Regions from separate parts of the Homo sapiens genome. Here regions 1, 2, 3, 5 and 6 are each linked to region 4. Evidence: chromatin loops called from intact Hi-C (ENCODE). Cell type or tissue: OCI-LY7. All regions are shown on one strand. Region 1 overlaps DENND5B (DENN domain containing 5B). Region 2 has its middle 52 kb from the start of FLJ13224. Region 3 has its middle 72 kb from the start of FLJ13224. Region 4 overlaps LOC124902913 (a long non-coding RNA gene). Region 5 overlaps DENND5B (DENN domain containing 5B). Region 6 overlaps DENND5B (DENN domain containing 5B).

The links. Peaks named below come from ENCODE experiments on the same cell type or tissue, not always from the same donor. Only the 100,000 strongest peaks of a DNase experiment are listed, where the experiment ranks them.
Region 1: a loop joins it to region 4, with 2.9 times the contacts of the local background. A loop is called at or near these places in 3 of 110 quality-filtered maps.
Region 2: a loop joins it to region 4, with 4 times the contacts of the local background. A loop is called at or near these places in 4 of 110 quality-filtered maps.
Region 3: it touches region 4 in a loop (6-fold over the local background); 29 of 110 quality-filtered maps call a loop at or near these places.
Region 5: it touches region 4 in a loop (13-fold over the local background); 107 of 110 quality-filtered maps call a loop at or near these places.
Region 6: a loop joins it to region 4, with 2.6 times the contacts of the local background. A loop is called at or near these places in 6 of 110 quality-filtered maps.

The regions. Positions count from the first base shown.
Region 1 is chr12:31,545,726-31,549,725 of GRCh38, reverse strand. The region is part of intron 1 of DENND5B (DENN domain containing 5B); the gene reads left to right. Among named protein-coding and RNA genes, the nearest start is that of DENND5B-AS1, 42 kb to the left of the region's middle. In OCI-LY7, no CTCF peak of the experiment used is centred here; no DNase peak of the experiment used is centred here.
Region 2 is chr12:31,270,270-31,274,269 of GRCh38, reverse strand. No RefSeq gene overlaps it. Among named protein-coding and RNA genes, the nearest start is that of FLJ13224, 52 kb to the left of the region's middle. In OCI-LY7, a CTCF peak has its summit at 2,200 (motif pointing right); a DNase peak (open chromatin) is centred at 2,189.
Region 3 is chr12:31,249,869-31,253,868 of GRCh38, reverse strand. It overlaps the pseudogene RPL13AP22. Among named protein-coding and RNA genes, the nearest start is that of FLJ13224, 72 kb to the left of the region's middle. RefSeq lists an enhancer at 921-1,460. In OCI-LY7, CTCF peaks have their summits at 1,782, 2,005 (motif pointing left) and 3,402; no DNase peak of the experiment used is centred here.
Region 4 is chr12:31,635,015-31,639,014 of GRCh38, reverse strand. The region is part of intron 1 of LOC124902913 (a long non-coding RNA gene); the gene reads left to right. Among named protein-coding and RNA genes, the nearest start is that of ETFBKMT, 23 kb to the left of the region's middle. In OCI-LY7, a CTCF peak has its summit at 2,183 (motif pointing right); DNase peaks (open chromatin) are centred at 1,531, 2,204 and 2,514; H3K4me3 peaks cover 1,293 bases; H3K27ac peaks cover 1,476 bases.
Region 5 is chr12:31,401,065-31,405,064 of GRCh38, reverse strand. DENND5B (DENN domain containing 5B) reads left to right here. Exons shown (of 21, transcript NM_144973.4): 15 at 2,422-2,567. Among named protein-coding and RNA genes, the nearest start is that of LINC02387, 34 kb to the right of the region's middle. In OCI-LY7, a CTCF peak has its summit at 1,770 (motif pointing left); DNase peaks (open chromatin) are centred at 684 and 1,744; H3K27ac peaks cover 1,458 bases.
Region 6 is chr12:31,516,488-31,520,487 of GRCh38, reverse strand. All of the region lies in intron 1 of DENND5B (DENN domain containing 5B), which reads left to right. Among named protein-coding and RNA genes, the nearest start is that of DENND5B-AS1, 71 kb to the left of the region's middle. RefSeq lists enhancers at 934-1,470, 1,471-2,008 and a silencer at 1,439-1,733. In OCI-LY7, no CTCF peak of the experiment used is centred here; a DNase peak (open chromatin) is centred at 1,597; H3K27ac peaks cover 981 bases.

The DNA.
Region 1 (4,000 bases), 89 kb after region 4:
ACTGGGGTCTGTTGGAGGTTGGGATGGGGGAAGAGAGCATTAGGAAAAATATATTTAGTGCATACTGGGCTTAATACCTAGGTGATGGGTTGATAGGTGCAGCAAACCACCATGGCACACATTTACCTGTGTAACAAACCTGCATATCCTGCACCTGTACCCTGGAACTTAAAATAAAAATAAAAATTAAAAAAAATAGTCACATTAAAAAAAAAGAATGGCCTTTTATGGAAACCCATAGGACCCAAGAAAGTAATAATTTTCTAAAGAATAGAAAATTAGAGCCATATAGATAGCGTAATTAAAATAATAATATTTGTTTCAGAATAATTTTAAAAATTGTAACCTTAAGTTTTATGCACATTTTTTAAAAAATCAGGATTCCTTTTCTTAGAATTAAGGAAAAAGTCAGTGCCGTTTTACGATAACAAGAAGACTTGGTTATCATTGCTGATAGGGGCAGATGCTACATTTTATCTCTCATTTCTAAACTTTCTTACTAAAGTCAGAATTTAAAAATGAACTTGGCCAGGCATGGTGGCTCATGCCTGTAATCCCAGCACTTCGGGAGGTCCACTCGGAAGGATCACCTGAAGCCAGGAATTCAGAAACAGCGTGTACAACAAAGCGAGACTTCGTGTCTCTAAAAAAATTTTTAAAGAATTAGCCAGGTATAGTGGCAGGTGCCTGTACCCCGAGCTACCCAGGAGGCTAAGGCAGGAGGATCACTTGAGCTCAGGGGTTCAAGGCTGCTGTGAGCTATGATCGTACCACTGCACCCCAGCCTGGGTTGACAAAGCAAGACCCAGTCTCTAAAGGAAAAAAAACCCTTGGCTTTCAGTAGTACTCTGTTTATTGATGTTATGCCAAAAGGAACCAGTTTTCAGCTGTACCCAATAATATATTCTCTGCATATGGGGACTGTAGTTCTGACCTTAGAAAAATACATAGCCATTAATTAATTAAATTGGTCTCCTTGAAAGCACACTTGTTGAAAGGTCTGTCCTTTTACCCAAAGGAGGAAGAGGTTTGATTAATTTACAGATTCTGCTCTGGTGTATAACACAACATTTGAGAAAATGTCAGGTTCTCATGAGTTGAAAATTATACAGGAAATTTATTTATTTATTGTTGTTTGACAAAACGAGTATGATCTAAACATTTATTTGTTTATTGAACTAGGTTCAGGAGTCCAAGAGGTCTTGTGATGTAGTCAAGTTTTTAAAGTGGCAGTATGTCTTGCCAGGAAAAGAACCTGGTCTTAGATACTGTGGGTTCTGCTTCTGGTGAGAGAGTCGCTTAAATTCTTTTTTTTTTCTTCTTCTTTTTTTTTTGTTTTTTGAGACAGATGTTGCCTAAGCTGCTGTGCAGTAGAGCGATCACAGCTCACGGCAGCCTTGACCTCCTGGGCTCAGGTGATCCTATACCTCAGCTTTCCGAATAGCTGGGGCTATAGGTATATGCCACCATGTCTGGCTAATTTTTAAAACTTTTTTTGTAGAGGTGGGGTTTCACTTTGTTGCCCAGGCTGGTCTTGAACTTCTGCGCTCAAGTGATCCTCCTGCCTCGGCCTCCCAAAGCACTGGGATTACAAATGTGTCCCACTGTGCCTGGCTGGATTCTAATGTGAACTATATTAGATGTTAAGTTTAATATTTTAATATTTTTAATATCTTACGTTTTAAGCGAAAGAAGACAAATGCCTTTAAAACTTTTTAGAGGCTGGGTGCGGTGGCTCACACCTTCAGTCCCAGCACTTTGGGAAGCCGAGGTTGGTGGATCACCTGAGGTCAGGAGTTTGAGACCAGCCTGGCCAACATGGTGAAACCCTGCCTCTACTAAAAATACAAAAAAGTAACCAGGCTTGGTGGCAGGTGCCTGTAATCCCAGCTACTTGGGAGGCTGAGGCAGGAGAATTGCTTGAACCCGGTGGTAGAGGTTGCAGTGAACCAAGATCGCACCATTGCACTCCAGCCTGGGCAACCAGAGCAAAACTCCGTCTCAAAAAACAAAACAAACTTTTTAGTTTGAGGCCGGGTGCAGTGGTTTACGCCTGTAATCCCAGCATTTTGGGAGGTGGGGCGAGTGGATCACGAGGTCAGAATTTCAAGACCAGCCTGACCAATATGATGAAACCCCATCTCTACTAAAAATACAAAAATTAGCCAGCTTGGTGGCATGTGTCTGTAGTTCCAGCTACTCAGGAGGCTGAGGCAGGAGAATCGCTTGAACCCAGGAGGCAGAGGTTGCAGTGAGCCAAGATTGTGCCACTGCACTCCAGCCTGGGTGACCGAGACTCTGTCTCAAAAACAAAACAAAAAACTTTTTAGTTTGCTAGCCGGAAATTTTCATCTAATCATGTCTAAGATTTCTTTTAAAATACTTCAATGCCTGCTCCCTGTCTTAAAAAGTTGGGAGGGGAGTAGATAAAACAAGAATAGTAAACTATTGATAATTATTGAAGCTGGGTAGTGAGTACATGGGAGTTCATTATACTTTTCCCTTTTTCTCTGGCCTTAGATATATGTTTAACAATGTGTATGTAAAAAAAAGAAAAGTAACACAACAATAAGTGCAAATCTGCTGAGATTGCACACAGGCACAGGTTCCTCAGTGTTAACTTGTCTGATAGGAAGCAACATGGCAGTGACCTCAGAGAAACTCTAGAGGAAAAAAGCGTAATGGCTAATGAAGCATATTTGCTGGAAAGAGAGAAAAACTCAGAACTGTCATTCCCCATGTGTGACTCTTTGTTTCTGTTAAACATAGCAGATATGTCTGTGCCAATTAAACTTGAATGTTAGTATGATATTTTTAGAAATTCATGTTGCGGACTGTAAACTCAAAATAAATTTTGGTTGCGGTTGTCGAATGTATCAAACAAATATTACCATATTTTTATAGAACAAGGAAACTTAGTATACAGAAAGTACACTTCCAACAAATGTTTTTCACTCCTCCCTGGGTCTTTTAGATGTGGGGTTATAATGTTGCTTTTAAATGCAGAATAATTTTATACTCTTGGAAATAAAAATTTTTTGAGATGGAGTCTCGCTCTGTCTCCCAGGCTGGAGTGCAGTGGCGTGATCTCGGCTCACTACAACATCTGCCTCCTGGTTCAAGCGATTCTCCTGCCTCAGCCTCCTGAGGAGCTGGGATTACAGGCGCGTACCACCATGCCTGGCTAATTTTTGTATTTTTAGTAGAGATGTGGTTTCACCATGTTGGTCAGGCTGGTCTCGAACTCCTGACCTCAAGTGATCCACTCACCTTAGCCTTCCAGAGTGCTGGGATTACAGGTGTGAGCCACCGCACCTGGCCAAAATAAAAACTTTATTCCCACTAAATATGTATTACTCAGGGAGGAGTTGAAAAGAAATATAATGGAGAAAGAATTTAAGAGAGCTTTGTTTTGGTAAAGATTTGGGGAAATGTTCAGAAAATGGTTATAGAACGACACCGTGCTTAATAAATAACATTTTGAAATGGGAAAAACAAATATGCTGTAACATAAAGCCAACTTACCTAGATTTGTTATTATATGGGTCATATATATAGCATATATATATAGTTTCTAATTTGAGAAAGAATTTTTAAAATCACAGAAAATGCCTGGTTATTAAAACTAGAAAGCAAAGAAAAAATAACTTGAAAGTACAAACACTAGCCATACAGTGTTAATATTTCACTGTATTTCCTTTCCATTTTTAAAGCTTTTGTGTAGATTTTCTTGTTACCTTACATATTCCCCCACTTTTTTTTTTTTTTTTTTTTTGAGACAGTGTCTTACTCTCTCACCCATACTGGAGTGCAGTGTTGTGATCCTGACTCACTGCAACCTCTATCTCGAGTGATCCTCCCACCTCAGCCTCTTGAGTAGCTGGAACTACAGGCATGTACTACCATACCTGGCTAATGTTTGTTTTATTTTGTTTTGTAGACATGGGTTTCACTGTGTTGCCCAGGCTGGTGTCAAACTCTTGGGCTCAAGCCATCCACC
Region 2 (4,000 bases), 360 kb after region 4:
ATGTATACATGTGCCATGTTGGTGTGCTGCACCCATTAACTCGTCATTTAGCATTAGATATATCTCCTAATGCTATCCCTCCCCATTCCCCCCACCCCACAACAGTCCCCAGTGTGTGATGTTCCCCTTCCTGTGTCCATGTTTTCTCATCGTTCAATTCCCACCTATGAGTGAGAACATGCGGTGTTTGGTTTTTTGTCCTTGCGATAGTTTGCTGAGAATGATGGTTTCCAGTTTCATCCATGTCCCTACAAAGAACATGAACTCATCAGTTTTTATGGCTGCGTAGTATTCCATGGTGTATATGTGCCACATTTTCTGAATGCAGTCTATCGTTGTTGGACATTTAGGTTGGTTTCAAGTCTTTGCTACTGTGAATAGTGCCGCAATAAACATACATGTGCATGTGTCTTTATAGCAGCATGATTTATAATCCTTTGGGTATATACCCAGTAATGGGATGGCTGGGTCAAATGGTATTTCTAGTTCTAGATCCCTGAGGAATCGCCACACTGACTTCAAATGTAATCCAGCATATAAACAGAACCAAAGACAAAAATCACATGATTATCTCAATAGATGCAGAAAAGGCCTTTGACAAAATTCAGCAACCCTTCATGCTAAAAATTCTCAATAAATTAGGTATTGATGGGACGTATCTCAAAATAATAAGAGCTATCTATGACAAACCCACAGCCAATATCATACTGAATGCACAAAAACTGGAAGCATTCCCTTTGAAAACGGGCGCAAAACAGGGATGCCCTCTCTCACCACTCCTATTCAACATAGTGCTGGAAGTTCTGGCCAGGGCAATCAGGCAGGAGAAGGAAATAAAGGGTATTCAATTAGGAAAAGAGGAAGTCAAATTGTCCCTGTTGGCAGATGACATGATTGTATACCTAGAAAACCCCATTGTCTCAGCCCAAAATCTCCTCAAGCTGATAAGCAACTTCAGCAAAGTCTCAGGATACAAAATCAATGTACAAAAATCACAAGCATTCTTATACACCAATAACAGACAAACAGAGAGCCAAATCATGAGTGAACTCCCATTCACAATTGCTTCAAAGAGAATAAAATACCTAGGATGGTTTTTGAAGAGTAAAATTTGGCTGTGCTGTAACAGCTCTGTGGAACCAATTCATAAAACATGCTGAAATAGTACAACACACCTCTTAGCCTCAAGGCCCAAAGTTCCAAGCATAGTTATTGAAGCCAGGCCGGTTGCCTGCTTTGGCCAGTCTAGACTCCTTGAACAACTCCAAGGGGGCAAGCACCATTCAAGTTATAGGTTACAGAGATGGTGCTCCTTTTGCCCAGTTATGCTAGTGCTAAAGACAATGCTATTTAAGTGCACAGTTCCAGGGGCGCTTGTGGCTCTAGCAGCTTGAGGCTGCTTCTTTAGCTCTTTATCAGGCAGATTTTCTTCTTCTTCTTCTTCTTTCTAATAGAGCTGGGGTCTCGCTATATTGGCCAGGCTGGCCTCAAACTCCTGGCCTCAGGCCTTCCTCCTGTCTTGGCCTCCCAAAGTGCGGAGATTACAGATGTGAGCTATCACCCCTGGTCCAGGCAGATTTTCTTTATAACTTTTTTTTTTTTGTTCTTTTCCAAGTAAGCCAGTGATGAGAGATGCAGTAAGCATTATCTTTATGACTGTATCTAGAGCATCCTTGGGATGCCAGTTTCAATTGCTAAAAGGAAAAAAGTCTGTCATAATGCAGTTAATTTTTTTTTTGAGACAGAGTCTCTCACCCAGGCTGGAGTGCAATGGCACGATCTCGGCTCACTGCAACCTCCACCTCCCAGGTTCAAGCCATTCTCCTGCGTCGGTCTCCTGAGTAGCTGGGATTACAGGCGTGTGCCACCATGCCCAGCTAATTTTTGTATTTGACGGGGTTGCACCATGTTGGTCAGGGTGGTCTCGAACTCCTGACCTTGTGATCCACCTGCCTCGGCCTCCCAAAGTGCTGGGATTACAGGTGTGAGCCACTGCACCCGGGCAATGCAGTTAATTATAAATTTCATTTTCTTCTGAAGAGCTAAAACTATTTGATATATGATTCCCAGTAAACTATGAATTATTGAGGAGGCTGCCAGGAAGAACTAGCTAAGCCCTTTGCTGCTACTGTGACCAGCAACTTTTCCATCCTGGCCATGCAGCTTCCTTTATCGCGTATTGCCATATGAATGTCCACTAGGTGGTGCTAGTTACACGTCATACTCAGTGTTGTAGGCACATCCAGTTTAACACAGTTTTTATAGATGCAGAAGCTTACCTAATGGTTACCCAGTGAGTTAAAACTGGAGTTATTTCATTGCTTCATCCACAGTCAGCTAAGCAATTATTTCACCTCAACTGTAAACCTTAGAAACACGTTTTAAAAGTTTGGAGAACCTAATTTCTATTTCCCTTTGACCAAGATAATTTTAATCTTTAATAACAGCTAAGAGCCAACCCTTACTTTTTCTGTAATTAATTTTATATTATCACAAAGGAGGAAGAAGGTATATTTGTATCCACCTTCTTCCTTCCCCAAATGCCATTTTCCTAGAAGACTGCCGTTGCGGATAAAGACATGCAATGTGATTTGCAACCCTTGGATATCACAGACATGGTGGCCACATTTCTAAACTTTTAGGACAGCTGGATTTCTGTCCAGTGTATTTTTGGAGATTGAGTTGATGTCATACCATTGAGGCCAGAAGCTACCAAACCTTTCCTAAAGCCTCCAGTCAACCTGGTTGTGAATGCAGCGTGTTGCCACTGTCTTTAAAGCTGTGATTTCTAAAGTTATATGTAAGACTGGCCCATTGAAGTGTGCAAAGTAAAAATTAGAACTCCTATTTCTGTTGATTTTTCCTCATTTTCTCTCCTGTCCTGTTTGTATATGTTTTATAATTTACATAATATTAGCAGAGTCCTACCTGTGCACAGTTCATAACAAGGAAGCATGCTGGGGCACATATACTTTTTTAAAAAAATAATTGGAAAGAGATAAAAAAGGTTTGGAGAGAGCTGCATACTTCTCTGTGCATTACATTTCAATAAGAAGTTTAGTTTACTTTTTTTTTTTGAGATGGAGCCTGCTCTGTCACAGTGCAGTGGTACGATCTCAGCTCACTACAACCTCCGCCTCCCGGGTTCAAGCGATTCTCCTGCCTCAGCCTCCCAAGCAGCTGGCACTACAGGTGTGCACCACCACACTTGGCTAATTTTTGTACTTTTAGTAGAGATGGCGTTCTACCATGTTGGCAAGGGTGGTCTCAAACTCCTGACCTCAAGTGATCCGCCTGCCTCGGCCTTCCAAAATGTTGGGATCACAGGCATGAGCCACTGCGCCTGGCCAGAAGTTTACTTTTTCAAGTACCTGAAGATCACTAATAATTTTAGAGTGATGGAGGGTTGGAAATGGGGGCGTTTATTTTCAAGTCCAAGAGATCATTTTGGTTGGTGAAATATTACAGAAAATGGCCTATGGACCTTTCCTGGATTTGAGGGAGAAGAAGAAATAATAGTTGCCAGAACTGTTTTCTGTTACACGCTGATCAAACGTTTGTTCCCTCTCCCACAGTGTAATGTTTCCTCCCCCTGCCTTTATCGCATACAGTGGTGTGTTTTTCAGAATGGGATATCCTCCTTCGGGAGTAAAGTTATTGAGCATACCTTGTCATTGGTGGAAAGGAAAAACAAATACAAAAACTGGGCAGTTACCTGGGAGCGTCTAGTTTCTTCCTTTGCCTTCCATTCAGTTGGGTAACTACAATTCTCAGCCTCAAATTATTTTTTCTTAATCATGTTGAAAATCCATGGAAAATAGTAAGAATGACCAAACTGGTCTCTTCATTAAGGATGGGTCTCCACATTCGCCGGTTTTACTATTGAGGGCATTGAAATGGGCCATGACAGATAAAGTTACTCACCAGGCTTTTTAAAGAAGGTTGAAAATGGATGGTAGAAAATCAGCAGTTAAATTTAGATTCAGCAGTTGTAAAAATG
Region 3 (4,000 bases), 390 kb after region 4:
GAACCTCAGAGGGTGTCAAGGCATCACTTTGAGTATCAGTTAGGATTATTTGGAAGTATAGATGTATCAGATGATAGAAATGACAAGCAGTACTGCCCAGAAGGGAGTTTCAAAGAGGATGACCCCCAAACGGAACTTCCTGCAGCTGCATTTAAAGAATTGTGTTCATGTGTGGTACATGCATTTTAAATTCCCAACATTATTGACATCTGGTCACCTCATCTTTGCATATTGTCCATTTTATTCCAAAAGCCCTTGGCATTTTATCTGGGATAGCATGGGTAAACTGAAACATTTGACCTCGACTTTCCCCTTTTGTCTTTCATCTGTTTCTGGTTCATTGGCTGGGAGTTGCACCTGCGGGAGGACGTCTCATGCAGACTTGCACATATACAGGGAGTGTTGCATTGAAGGTCTTTGCTGGACCTTCTGTTCAGAAGGTGATTTTCAAAAGCGAGCAATGCTGCCAATGCAGCTTGCTTCTCTTGACAGATTGAGAAGTCCAGCTTCAAAAGTTACCTGCCATTTAAGCAAGGAGTTTGTCAAGAGATCATGGTTCATTTTATTGAAAAGACTTTAAGGAGTTGTAGGATTTATTCATAGATTGCTGAGAACAATGGCAATATTTTTATTTTTACAGAGTTTGCACTTCTGATTTCAGGTTAAACGCTAACTTGTTTTTAGTCTGCTTAGGGGATTGTGACTTGAAAATTTTTATATTCTGATGAGCTTTTTTGTAGTGTCCACAATGTATAAAATATTTCCTAGGTGAGATCTATGTTCTCCATTTATTGATGCATTGCAGACCAATTTGAGTGATGTGTTTAAGGAAAATTCTTCCTAGTTTAATAAGTAAGCTAAAAGGTTTTTTTTTTATATTTAATGTTTAATCTCTGTCTCGTGTTATTTAAAATTAGCCTGCAGATACTTTCCCTCACTTCTGTAGGCTCCTGGAAGATAAACATTCAAACAGCGGAACAAACAATAAATTAAATAAAAAATAAGAATTATATTTTCTTAATTTCTGCCTCAGAATTTGCGTTTTGTCTTTCTGCCTTTTTTTTTTGGATGTCAAAATAGATGAGATCGTATACTCTATGGAGTATAAATTGTTACTGAAGTCTTTATTTTTGGTAATGAATGAGTAAGAATAAGACTATCTCTGTGATTATTAAAATACATGGAATTATCCAGGAAATTTTCCTTACAAGGAATTAAAATATTCCTGTATTAAAGAGAAGAAAAGCCTTTCCCAAGCGGCTGGCGAAGACGGCAGAGGTGCAGGTCCTGGTGCTTGATGGTCGAGGCCATCTCCTGGGCCGCCTGGCGGCCATCGTGGTAAACAGGTACTGCTGGGCCGGAAGGTGGTGGTCGTACGCTGCGAAGGCATCAACATTTCTGGCAATTTCTACAGAAACAAGTTGAAGTACCTCGCTTTCCTCCGCAAGCGGATGAACACCAACTCTTACCGAGGCTCCTACCACTTCCGGGCCCCCAGCCGCATCTTCTGGCGGACCGTGCGAGGTATGCTGCCCCACAAGACCAAGCGAGGCCAGGCCGCTCTGGACCGCCTCAAGGTGTTTGATGGCATCCCACCGCCCTACGACAAGAAAAAGCGGATGGTGGTTCCTGTTGCCCTCAAGGTTGTGCGTCTGAAGCCTACAAGAAAGTTTGCCTATCTGGGGCGCCTGGCTCACGAGTTTGGCTGGAAGTACCAGGCAGGGACAGCCACCCTGGAGGAGAAGAGGAAAGAGAAAGCCAAGATCCACTACGGGAAGAAGAAACAGCTCATGAGGCTACGGAAACAGGCCGAGAAGAACGTGGAGAAGAAAATTGACAAATACACAGAGGTCCTCAAGACCCACGGCCTCCTGATCTGAGCCCAATAAAGACTGTTAATTCCTCAAAAAATAAAAAATAAATAAAAATAAAAAATTAAAAATAAAGAAGAAAAATATTAAAAAAGTATTTATTTGTAACTAGCTCCATCTAGTGAGAATTGCTTAAAATTACATGATTCATTTATGAATCTCCTTTGAACTAGTAACATTTTTTGAGAGCACTTTTCCATTTTAAAGAACTATAAATCCTGTAATTTTATGTTTTATAGAACCCCCAATTATAGACTAGAAGAGTTTTGGTAATTATAGAGCCTATTTTAGAAATTAATTTATGGTGAAAAATAAAGATATACCTAATGAATTAGTCACTTCTCAACATCATCACTGCAACTTTTTGGAGAAGCAGTAAAGTGGACAGTAAAGCTAAATCCTGGTAGAAAAGTAAAATACTGACTTCTTGAGACGAGAAGTGGGTGTGGGGCATAATAGAAAGATGGTGATGAGATTGCTCCAGACTTTAGGATGAGAAGAATAACCTTGTTAACAGTTCACAAATTGCTTGCATTTGTTTTTGCATTTGCTTTTTTGGACATCTTTGAGGTAGCTATTTCAGTCGACTCTTGAACAACATGAGTTTGAACTGTGTGGGTCTACTTTTACACGGAGTTTTTCTCTTTTCTTTTTTTGAGACAGGATCTCCCTTTGTCACCTTCGCTGGTGTGCAGTGGCGTGATCATGGCTTACTGAAGCCTTGACCTTCCGGGTTGAAGTGATCCTCCTGCCTCAACCTCTCCAGTAGCTGGGACTACAGGTGCACACCACCACACCCAGCTAATTTTTCTATCGTTTATAGAGAGGTTTTGCATTGTTGCCTAGGCTGTGCGGATTTTTTCCAACAAATGTTACCCCGAGTGTGCCTGCCTCGCCTGCCTCCCCTTCCACCTCCTCCACCTCTTCCACCTCTACTACCTCGAGACAGCAAGACCAACTCCTCGTCTTCCTCTTCCTCCTCCTCAGCCTACTCAATGTGAAGATGATGAAGATGAAGACCTTTATGATGATCTACTTCCATGTAATGAATAGTAAATATATATTTTCTATTTTTTTCTTTTTTTTTTTTTTTTTGAGACAGAGTCTCTGTTGCCCAGGCTGGAGTGCAGTGCCATGATCTCAACTCATTGCAACTTCTGCTTCCCGGGTTCAAGCGATTCTCCTGCCTCAGCCTCACGAGTAGCTGGGATTACAGGCGCTTACCACACCTGGCTAATTTTTGCACGTTTAGTAGAGATGGGGTTTCACCATGTTGGCCAGGCTGGTCTCGAACTCCTGACCTCAGGCGATCCACCCGCCTTGGCCTCCCAAAGTGCTGGGATTACAGACGTGAGCCACCGTGCCCAGCGTAAATGTATATTTTCTTCTTTATAATTTCCTTTTCTCTAGCTTACTTTATTGTAAAGATACAGGATATAATACCCACCACATACAAAATATGTGTTAATCGACTGTTTCTGTGGGAAGGCTTCTGGTCAACAATAGGTTCTTAGGTTTTTTGGGAGTGCCCCCTAGCCGCCACACTGCTCAAGAACCAACTGTGTTCCCTTATTTTGCAGGTCAAGAAACAGTCTCAGAAAGGTGAGGGCTGCTCCCAGTGCTGCAGGGCATTGTGGATGCTGTGGGTGCTGCCCGGATTCCCCTCCAGGACTGAGGCACTGCTCATTCTCCAGCCGCTGGGGGAGCCGCTGCCTGGCACCTCTCACCTGTGCTGCTTTCCCAGTGTTGCTTTTAGCCAAAGAAAGACACTGCCCAAGATTAAGCTCCCTCCCTAGGGACCGTGCACATCCAATGACTGGTTCCTGTGAGGTACCAAGACTTGTCCACCATGCCTCAGTTTGCAATATCTCAGAAGGGCCATCCCAGATCCAGAGCTCTCCATGGACCCACTGAGGCTCAGCTCGACTTTTCTATCTGCCAAATTCTTTGTCTTTCAACACTTACAGGTGCTATTTCTGCGATTACTCTCCAATAACTTCTGTATAGAAATCTCGGTGTCTCAGAGTGTGTTTCCCAGTGAACTCCACCTGTGACAGCTGGTACTGGATGTGGTCCTAGGAACTGACTCTAAAATAGGATGTTGTTGCTGCACCTGGCTGGCTGTAATA
Region 4 (4,000 bases):
TTTTTAGTAGAGACGGGGTTTCCTCATGTTGGTAAGGCTGGTCTCAAACGCCTGGCCTCATGATCCGCCTGCCTCAGCCTCTCAAAGTGCTGGGATTACAGGCATGAGCCACCGCGCCCAGCTAAGGTGTGTTATTTCTTACAGACTACTTATAGAAGTGGCTCCAAAGGCTTAAATCAGCCTATTGAATATGCCAAAATAAGCCTGAGGTCGATGAAAGAGGTAACTCATGGCTTACCGAACAATTTGGTTTTGCAGGGGGAGAGAGTTTGTGCCCAATCTGCAAACAAATTAGTTTCAACTCTATAGCAAAACAAGCTTAATATTAAGGCCGGGCGTGGTGGCTCACGCCTGTAATCCCAGCACTTTGGGAGGCCGAGACGGGCAGATCACGAGGTCAGCAGATCGAGACCATCCTGGCTAACATGGTGAAACCCCGTCTCTACTAAAAATACAAAAAAAAAAAAAAAAAAAATTAGCCGGGTGTGGTGGCAGGCGCCTGTAGTCCCAGCTACTCGGGAGACTGAGGCAGGAGAATGGCGTGAACCCGGGAGGCGGAGCTTGCAGTGAGCTAAGATTGCGCCGCTGCACTCCAGCCTCGGCGACAGAGAGAGACTCCGTCTCAAAAAACGAAAAACAAAAAAAAAAACAGTAACTTCATTTTGTGAGTGGTACCCATTCACTGGATGGCTTTTTCTTGAAAAGAAGCTTTTTTTTTTTTTTTTTTTTTTTAAGATGGAGTCTCACTCCTGTTTCCTAGGCTGGAGTGCAGTGGTGCGATCTCAGCTCACTGCAACCTCCGCCTCCCAGGTTCAAGTGATTCTCCTGCCTCAGCTTCCTGAGTAGCTGGGATTACAGGCGCCCGCCACCACACCTGGCTAATTTTTGTATTTTTAGTAGAGACAGGGTTTCACCATGTTGGCCAGGTTGGTCTCTAATTCCTAACCTCAGGTGATCCGCCCCCTTCGGCCTCCCAAAGTGCTGGGATTACAGGTGTGAGCCACTGCGCCTGGCCTGAAGAGAAGCTGTTGATCCTTTATTGGCTCACAGGAGTGTTCCAGAACAGCGGCCCCTGTGTGAGATGCCTGTGGCATGTAGCTCCAGGAGAGACAGGTTTAATTCCGGATAAGTGTACCCAACTGCATACTGATATTCACAAAGTGCCTTTTGTACCTGTCGAAAATTAATATATTTTTGCAATTGGTGGCTGTTTTCATGTATTAGAAAATCTGCAGTCAAGAAAGGCCTGCTGCCCCGGCACAGTGGCTCACGCCTGTAATCCTAGCACTCTGGGAGGCTGAGATGGGTGGATCACCTGAGGTCAGAAGTTCAAGACCAGCCTGGCCAACATAGTGAAACCCTGTCTCTACTAAAAATACAAAAATTAGCTGGGCATGGTGGCACAGGCCTGTAGTCCCAGCTATTCAGGAGGCTGAGGCAGGAGAATCACTTGAACCTGAGAGGCAGAGGTTGCAGTGAGCCGAGATTGCACCACTGAGCTCCAGCTGGGGCGACAGAGTGAGACTCTGTCTAAGAAAAAAAAAAAAGGAAGAGAAGAAAGAAAGAAAGAAAGAGAAAGAAAAAAGAAAGAGAGGAAGGAGGGAGGGAAGGAAAGAAATATTTGAAAATTGTGAAATGAAATTAAACATTTGATTATCCATTTTAATTCTCTGGAAATGGAAATCCCCATAACATGTAAACTCACATAGAGTATATAAATCCAACTTTTTCACTTGATTTTCAGAAATACTGTGCATATGTGCAAAAGTAAAGGCATGGTCTGGCCGGGCACGGTGGCCCATGCCTGTAATCCCAGCACTTTGGGAGGCAGAGGCGGGTGGATCACTTGAAGTCTGGAGTTCAAGACCAGCCTGGCCAATATGGTGAAACCTCGTCTCTACCAAAAATACAAAAATTAGCCGGGCTTGATGGTGGGCGCCTGTAGTCCTACCTACTCCGGAGGCTGAGGCAGGAGAATTGCTTGAACCTCGGAGACGGAGGTTGCAGTGAGCCGAAATCGCCACTGCACTCCAGCCTGGGCGACAGAGCAAGACTCTGTCTCAACCAGCCAACCAACCAACCAACTAACCAACCAACCAACCAACCAACCAAAGAATAAAGGCATGGCTGGCACAAAGCCAGGAAGCACGCCTGGCCGGGTGGCTCCCCACATTGGCCACCAGGGGGCACCATCATCTCATAACTGTCTGGCTCTGGGACCTACACATGCGAGAGAGGAATTTTTTAGTGCGGTTTGAGAAGGAATAAGCAACCTGCTGTTTAATGTGTTCATTCAATGGGTCTTTTACAAATTGCTATTTGTAACCTAGAGCGTGCCAGTTATTTAGGATATAATTAGGTTTTTGCTGTTTCACTAACATACCTCACATACCTCGTATAAATGCTTTTTTTTTTTTTAACACACCTCTATACTAAAGAGGAAAATGCTTTTAAATGTAATCTTGAGGTTAATTGACTCTCACTTCTCCTTTCTCTGAAGGGCCTGCAGAACTCTTTCAGTTCTGACGTGGCCCCAGTAGTTTTTTGGTTTTATTTTTTTGAGATAGGGACTCTCTCACCCAGGCTGGGGTACAGTGGCACGATCATAGCTCACTGCAGCCTCTGCCTCCCAGGCTCAAGTGATCCTCCCTCCTCAGCCTCTTGAGTAGCTGGGGCTAAAGGCATGCGCCATCACGCCCAGCTAAGCTTTGTTTGTTTGTTTTTTGTTTGTTTGTTTGTTTGTTTGTTTTAGAGACAGGGTTTCACTATGTAGCCCAGGCTGATCTTGAACTTCTGAGCTCAAGCAATCGGTCCACCTTGGCCTCTCGAAGTGCTGGGATTACAGGCGTGAGCCACCTGGTCGTTTTTTGTTTTTTTTTTTTTTGAGATAGAGTCTCACCCTGTCGCCCAGGCTGGGGTGCAATGGTGAGATCTCGTCTGACTACAATCTCTACCTACTGGGTTCAAATGATTCTCCTGCCTCAGCCTCCCGAGTAGCTGGGATTACAGGTGCCTGCCACCATGCCCAGCTATTTTTTTTGTATTTTTAGTACAGACGGGGTTTCACCATGTTGGCCAGGCTGGTCTTGAACTCCTGACCTCGTGATCCGCCCGCCTCAGCCTCCCAAAGTGCTGGGATTACGGCGTGAGCCACCACGCCTGGTTACCACCTAGTAGTTTTTATCTGGTGACATCTCATCTCTTTGAAATCTGAAACACCAAATCTAAGTAAGAATCTGACTTTAGATTTTGATGTCTTTAAATTAGATAAACTAGCTGGACGCGGTAGTTCAAGCCTATGATCGCAGCACTTTGGGAGGCCAAAGTGAGAGGATCGCTTGAGTCCAGGAGTTCAAGACCAGCATGGGCAACATGACAAAACCCCTCTCAATAAATAAAATAAAAATAAAAGAATACAAATAAATAACTAAATTAGGTAAACTGTTGCACTTAATATTTATCTGAGCCAGTGGTGTTTATGTCAAGATGGGGTCAGATTCTAGACTAAATCAAACTCTCAGACAAGAAAATGGCCTCTTGCCCTGTCATGCTCTCTGTCATGTTATGCTGCGGTAAGAAGGCCCTCACCAGATGCAGCCCAACAGCTGTGGACTTTCAAACCTCCAGAACTGTAAGAAATACGTTTATTTTTAAAATAAATTTAAAAGGCTGGGCATGGTGGCTCATGCCTGTAATCCCAGCACTTTGGGAGGCCGAGGTGGGTGGATCACCTGAGGTTAGGAGTTTGAGACCAGCCTGGCCAACATGGTGAAGCCCCATCTCTACTAAAAATACAAAAATCAGCCAGGCGGGGTGGCACGAAGCCTGTAATCCCAGCTACTCGGGAGGCTGAGGCAGGAGAATCGCTTGAACCTGGGAGGCAGAGGTTGAAGTGAGCCAAGATTGTGCCGTTGCACTCCAGCCTAGGCGACAGCAAGACTTTGTTTTTTTGTTTTTTGTTTTTCAAAAAAAGAAAGAAAGAAATCTCCAGCATGGGGAA
Region 5 (4,000 bases), 230 kb after region 4:
CTAGGGGCCGGGCACGGTGGCTCATGCCTGTAATCCCAGCACTTTGGGAGGCCGAGGTGAGCAGATCACCTGAGGTCAGGAGTTCGAGACCATCCTGGTCAACATGGTGAAACCGCATCTCTACTAAAAATACAAAAAATAGCTGGCCGTGGTGGTGTGCAGTTGTAATCCCAGCTACTCAGGAGGCTGAGGCAGGAGAATCGCTTGAGCCCGGGAGGCAGAGGTTGCAGTGAGCCGAGATCATGCCATTGCACTCCAGCCTGGGCCACAAGAGCAAAACTCTGTCTCAAAAAAAAAAAAAAAAAGCTAGAGGTCGGACGCGGTGGCTTATGCCTGGAATCCCAACACTTTGGGAGGTTGAGGCCGGTGGATCACCTGAGTTCAGGAGTTCGAGACCAGCCTGGCCAATATGTCAAAACCCCTTCTCTACTAAAAGTACAAAAATTAGCTGGGCGAGGTGGCAGACGCCTGTAATCCCAGCTACTTGGGAGGCCGAGGCTGGAGAATCACTTGAATCCAGGAGGCAGAGGTTGCAGTGAGCCAAGAATGTGCCACTACACTCCAGCCTGAGCGACAAGAGTGAAACTCTAAATAAATAAAGTTAGCCAGGTGTGGTAGCGTGCACCTGTAGTCCCAACTGCTGGGGAGGCTGAGATGGGAGGATTGCTTGAGCCCCAGAGATCAGGGCTGCAGTGAACACTGATTGGGCTGCTGCACTTCAGACTGGGCGACAGAGCTACATCCTGTCTCTAGAAAACCAACAAACAAAAAACCAGAAATGTATGGCTGTGATGGACAAAAATGCTTATGTGCTTAAACCATCTGCCCCCTTTTTGTTTTGAGATAGGGTCTCGCTGTGTTGCCCAGGCTGGAGTGCAGTGGTGGGATCAGAGTTCACTGCATCCTTGACCTCCCTGGCTCAAGGGATCCCCCCTCCTCATCCTCCTGAGTAGCTGGGACTACAAGTGTGTACCACCAGACCTGGCTAATTATGTTTTTTATTTTGTATAGAGACAAGGTCTCACTTTGTTGCCCAGGCTGGTCATGAACTCCTGAGCGCAAGTGATCTGCCCACCTCAGCCTTCCAAGGTGCTAGGTAGGATTACAGACATGAGCCCCCGTGCCTGGCCCTGTCTGCACTTTTTTTTTTTTTTTTTTTTTTTTTTTGGAGATGGAGTTTCACTCCTGTTGCCCAGGCTGGAGTGCAATGGCACAATCTCGGCTCGCTGCAACCTCTGCCTCCCGGGTTCAAGCGATTCTCCTGCCTCAGCCTCCTGAGTAGCTGGGATTACAGGTGTGTGCCACCACACCTGGCTAATTTTTGTATTTTTAGTAGAGACGGGGTTTCACCGTGTTGGTCAGCCTGGTCTCAAGCTCCTGACCTTGTGATCCACCCACCTCGGCCTCCCAAAGTGCTAGGATTACAGGCCACCACATCCAGCCGTTTTCTTTTTTCTTTCTTTTTTTTTTCTGAGGCAGAGTCTCACTCTGTTGCCCAGGCTGGAATGCAGTGGTGCAATCTCAGCTCACTGCAACCTCTGCCTCCCGGGTTCAAGTGATTCTCCTGCCTGAGCTTCCCAAGTAGCTGGGATTTCAGGCGCCTGCCACCACACCCGGCTAATTTTTGTACTGTTAGTAGAGACGGGGTTTTGCCATGTTGGCAAAAAAAAAAAAGAAAAAAAAAGAAGGGAGGACATGCATAACATCTAACCTCTCGTGCTTCCACATTTGAGCAAAGGACAGTGATAGGGCAGTGACATCTAGTGGTCTGTCTGTGGAAGAGCCTCCCTGGGCTCCTCTTGCGTGTGAGTCACCTTAATAGCTTTCAAAGTTGTGGTTTATAGACTTCACGATATGTCCAGAGTGGAGGTTCCATTGTTTATTATTTGTGGTTTTTGCATATTGTTCTGTAAACTTGGGACAGGAAAGTTCTGAAATGCAGTGCTTTAAAGCATTGCCCAAGAAACTCAATACTGTCCAAGAAGTCATCCACCCCTCTTTTTATATAAAACCATATCAGTAATCATGTTCATTTCTATTCAATTTTGTTACAAAATTAATTTTTAAGAAAATTTAAGCAATGAAAACACAATATACACAGTCAGTGTTCACATCTTTAGGTATTCTCGTGCTAATGCTTGAGATTGTTCATACGTTTAATGTTGATATATGCATCATACATACATGATGATATACATGCTGTGAAAACCACTGCTACGAGTATTGAGACTTCTGGTTTGCAAACTAGATCTCATCTTTCTAGACTGAAAGGTTATGATCTCAACTTTTCGTATAAGTACATCTTGATAGCTCATAAAAAGCAAATTATCAATGAAAACCAACAAGAGTTCTTAATATATGTTTTGTTATAAGGAGAATTTTATTCCCGCTTTTTAATTAATTTCTGCATTTTTCTTTCAGTGATTCCGTATAGGTCAGTGATCATCCCAATCAAAAAGCTGAGCAATGCAATAATCACATCAAACCCTTGGATCTGTGTATCAGGAGAGCTGGGAGACACAGGAGTAATGCAGATTCCCAAAAACCTCCTCGAAATGACCTTTGAGGTAGGTTCAGCTAATACCTTTCCTAGAAGAATGTATCACGTGTAGTTTTACAGATGATTCTGTCTGGCTTTTTCATTTTTCCTTGAATCAAATAAAATAGAGGAACACTCAAAGCGTGCAGGATCATTTTTGTGATTATATGTCTAAAGTTGTCTTAAGCAGCTTATATACTAATTTGTTTTGCATTTTCATTGTTAAGCTCTATTTTTCACTTGTAATGATGTGCTTTGGGGCTTTCTAGGTCTTCTCCTACTATTTTCAGGGTCTAGCACAGATTCTAGCAAGCAGGAAATATTCAAATAAATGTTTTCCCCGCGGTGGTTCTCCTCCCTACTGTAAAATGTTTTCTGCCCAAACCTGGTCATCCTTTGGCAAAAGGACAGGAGAGCTGATATTCATGCTTATGGATTTTTTTTTTTTTTTTTTTGAGACGGAATCTTGCTCTTTCGCCCAGGCTGTGCAGTGGTGTGATCTTCACTCGTTGCAACCTCCACCTCCTGGGTTCAAGCATCTGCTTACTGGTTTTAGACCACATGGTGACATTTATAGAATGATTCTATAAAAATGCCTTTTGGCCAGGCGCAGTGACTCATGCCTATAATCTCAACACTTTGGGAGACCAAGGTGAGCAGATTGCTTGAGCCCAGGAGTTTGAGACGACCAGCCTGGGCAACATGGTGAGACTCCATCTCTACAAAAAATACAAAAATTAGCTGGGCATGGTGGCATGCACCTGTAGTCTGGGTACTTGCAAGGCTGAGGTCACTTGAGCCCAGGAGACAGAGGTTGCAGTGAGCCAGGATTGTGCCACTGCACTCCAGCCTGGGTGACAGAGTGAGACTGTGTCTCAAAAAACAAAACAAAACAAACAGCCACCTTTTAATATTGTAGTCAATTTTCAGTCTTACTTGGTGAAATAGTTCCATGGGGTTAAGCCTGTACACAGGTTGATCTTGGTGGAGGAAGAGGACAAATAATTGTTGTGTTTGAGGAAGGAAATGGTACGAACTGAATGTCCCATTCTCATGTTCCTTGGGGTCTCGAAATAGCAGTTTCCACTTAGAGTCATGATGCCCTCCCGCCCCCAGGAGCCCAGTTTGGCCTTATCCATGCAGTAGACTCAAAGCCACCTGTATATAAAATATTAAAACCCTTGGCTTTTCTTCATCTAACAATAATGAAAGTACATTAAAACCCCCATCATTGCCATTTCTAAGCTGTCTCTCTCATGTCTACCTACTTCTTTCCATCTCTGCTGCACAACTAATTCAAGATGCCATCATCCCTAAGTTAGAGCATGGTGATGCCTTCTCACTGAGATACAAAGAATAAAGTGCTTTAAGAACTCGTAGCTCTGGCCGGGCCAGTGGCTCACGCCTGTAATCCCAGCACTTTGGGAGGCCGAGGCAGGCGGATCACCTGAGGTCGGGAGT
Region 6 (4,000 bases), 120 kb after region 4:
TTCTTTGCTTACTAAGTTTATTTCAGTTCCATTATCTGCCTAGTTTCTATGCTAGGTGTGCCTAACTTCTATACTAGCTAGAGATTTGCTGCATATGATTAACAGCTGTTTCATTTTAATTCATTATAAGTGCCTGGAAACTGCAATAATGCAAAATTGTCTTCCCATATTTTGGAAACAAGGTTAAAAAGTTCTATAGCACCCTATAGTTGATTAGTAAGAACTTCAACGCAGAATATCTGCAGGAAACTGATTTTTGTAGATGTTATCACAATTCATTTTGATATCTGTAAGTTGGATAGTGTTTATTAACTCTTCTGCAAATAAATTATTTCTTAGAATGAAAGTCTCCAAGCTGGTACATGGATAGGATTGGACTAGAGAAAAAGCTTATTTGAAACACATTTTATGAGGGTTTTCATTTATTGCCTAAACACTATAAAATTTTTTTGCCATGTTCCAGTTGACACAGGCCAAGAAATGCCTGAACAGGTAGCAAACACACCTAGCAAACAGGGATGGCTACCATATCAAAAAGTCTCTCTGCTAAGGTGAGGTGCAGGGTTTCTTTTTGGGGTGATGAAAATGTTCTAAAATTAGATAGTAGTGATGCTCACACAACTCTATAAATATACTAAAATCACTGAATTGTATACTTTAAAAGGGTGAGTGTAAGGGTATGTGCAATATAGCTCAATAAAGCTGTTATAAAAAAATTCTGAAGCATGCTTATCTGTTGCAGTTACTGATTTACTAGTCATTTAATGAGAATTAAGTGAGCAGACACAGAAAGCAACCATATGTTCAAGAACTACAGTGATCAGACAAAAATGGACTGTCCTTTTTTGACTTCTGTGTGAGCCCCACAGATCTGGTGGCATTTAGGGAAGCCTAATGGCCTTCTTTTGTGAGTACTTGTGAAAGTTACTAACAATGTATTAGATTGCTAATACATTCAAATTCTAATGTAAAATGAATGTGATACACTGAAAGGTACAGACTGAATCCAGCAGATGAGTAGAAAGAAAACCACTCCAATATTTAATCATTTGTTGTTAAGGAATTTATCCATTAACAAAGTTTTTAGACAGAGTTGTTTATATCTACTCAAGGTGTCATTATGCACATCTGTTTCTTGTACCTCAGGTTCATCCTATAGAAAATCATGCTAACTCACAAGTCATGCAGTGTTTTCAAAAAGACAAGTCATGCAGTGTTTTCAAGTTCAGAGAGTAGCAAAGGATGCAAATCTAATTTCTTTACCATTTGCTACCATCTGAAGTTAGTAACATTTTTTGGCTAATCACCAAGCACCCAGAAAGAAAGAAATAGAGCAAATTTGGTGCATCGTTTGTCTTCCGTATCTCCTTTCGAAGTCATTTCCACAGGATAAGTGCCAAAGCACAGAAAAGAAGCTAGGCCCCACTTTTACTCTCATGAACAAAAGTCTTCCCATAGATTTTTACATAGCTGCTGCATTTGTCATCCCTTTCCTGAAGAGCTTTGTTGCTGTGGTCTTGCTCTAGGGCTGCTTTCAGCAACATTTCTGACGCAGGTTTAATGCTGATTAGCCCTAAAACAATTCTAGGGCAGGGCTCCCTGCCAGGATAAAGAATGAACAAAATTGGTTTGCATATAGGCCAGCTGCAGTTGCTGCAGCTAGAGTCTGTCAAACTAGGACCATTTTCTTGTTTACCAAGATGAGGTTAAATTAGCACAGCATGAGGCAAAAAAAAAAGATTTAAAAAACCCAGAAAATTAGCTATGCTTTTGAGTATGATGCAGTGAGTGTGGAATTAAGGTGATTTTAAGTTAGTTTGAGAAGGGAAGGTAATATACAGTACTAAAAGCTTGATTAAAAGCTGCTTGAAGATATTTGCTTGCTAACTATCTTAGTAAAAAAAAAAAAAGGTATATTTGAATAGTGCCTCAAAGCTCACAGATTACATGTAGAAAAGTCTGTTGGCCCATTTTTATTGAGTATGTGCCTCATGCTTACATGCTTAGCCCTGGTCCTGGCACAAGGGTACAGAGGTGGACATTTAATAGAGGAAGACACTGTCTTTGAGACTGGGTTTCTGGAGACTCTTAATTCAAGCCTCAGCTCTGTCTTTAATTCTCACCTTAGGCAAACCATGTTAGCTGAGCATCTGTGTTCTCCTAATGTAAACAATGAGAGAGGGAGAGGGACTGCTCAGGCTCTTAAAGATAATTCAAGTCTAACATTTTTTGAATTATTTGTTTGTGTAGTGTTATTTCCTAAAATATTTGAATCAAGTTTTATGTGTTCATAGTCTCTGATAGTGGGACATCCAGTCTGGTTGAGGAGGAAAGATGAGCTGTGTAATCAGAGAAGCTGAATGTGAGAGGTTTCTGACTTCCAGAGCTTCAGTTTATAAAGCTCTTTCCCTGCCTCTCCACTTTGCACTGCTCCCATTGCAGAGACTGCCCGCAGATCTACCTTTGGGAACTCAGGCTTTTTATTCCAGCAATGCAAGGCTGAGTTGAGGGAAGGAGCCCCCACTTTCTCATCCACCTGCAAAGGCAAGAGTACATAGCTGCAGGTAACAAGTTATAGGAAGGGTTAGTGTGAGGCAGAAAGGCACAGTAAAGGATAAACTTCATAGTGTTTGATGATCCCCAAAGTGTCATTTGACTTCTTAGACTCCCAGAACCCCTGTGCTTCACTTCCCAGCCCTTCATCAACTCTGGATTCAAGGACTTCTGAACTTGATCTCTGTCACTTTCTCCTCCCTGACCTTCCCAGATCCCAGTCTTGGATCATTAAAAGCACCCCTACTAGTTTAGGGCTGGGAAATGAGGAGACTTAATCATCTTATAACATTGTTCCTATGGGAGGTGAATTCTTTTACAGACTAACGTCCAAATACAATCGTTAGTAAAACTAAGGCTACAGCTGTTAATTTAACTGAAGCTTGTGTAGTTATGGAGAGATTGTTTCTTTTATCAGTTCATATTTCTATGCACTTCTCATTCAGTACTGTGCTATACTTTTCACTGCCCTTCACCTCAGCTAAGATGGTTTTCACCTTAAGTCTCAAGACAAAGGCAGCAAACAGCCAATACAGAATTAGGGCATAGAGCTGGGTGTGATACAGGGTGCTAACTACTCATAGTCCGCTTTAAGCGCAGGATAGAGGACATTCTCACAGAAAAACAAAACAAAACAAACATTTGCCTATATTAGATAATCAAGTGGGTAGGGCTTAGAGAAAAAAGGAATCACCGTGGGTTGTAGTGGGGTAGTTTATACATGTAGGAAACAGTCCTGAAAGATATGGATGTGCAGAATGGAGGCTGATGTTCTGAGCTCCAGCTGAGGGAATTTTCATTTATCTAAAGTTTTTATTTCTGTTTTTTTTTCCCCAGCCGAATTTAAGATTCATATTTCTGTTTTAAAAAGTTGTGAAATGAATATAGCAAAGTGTTAACATTTGTTGAATTCAGGAGGGAAGGTATCTACACACAGTGTTAATTATTTCTGTTTTACTTCTCTATATGCTCTAATTTCTTCTTTTTAATTTTTTTGAGATAGGGTCTCACTCTGTTGCCCAGGCTGGAGTGCAGTGGCACGATCAGGGCTCACTGCAGCCTCAACATCCTGGACTCAAGCAGCCCTCCCACTTCAGTCTCCCAAAGTGCTGGGATTAGAAGGTGTGAGCCACAGGGCCCAGCCTGAAATTTTTTAAAATTACAGACAGGAAAATAAATTGCATTAAAGTTGAGCAGCCCAAGAAACAAAGGAAAGAACTTAAATAATATATAGATCAGATGGTCAGCTCTTGAAAAGGTAGGTGTTAATGGCAGTCAGATATTATATCAGTCTTGAAGGAGCACATAAATCGTATATTGTTTTGCAACCAAAGAACAGAAAAATGACTGCTATCATCAATGATGAAAGCTCAAATGTGATGAAGAAATGGAAAAAATAGATAATGGGCCAAGGTTTCTTCATGGCTTGGGGTTAACTTTTTTTTTT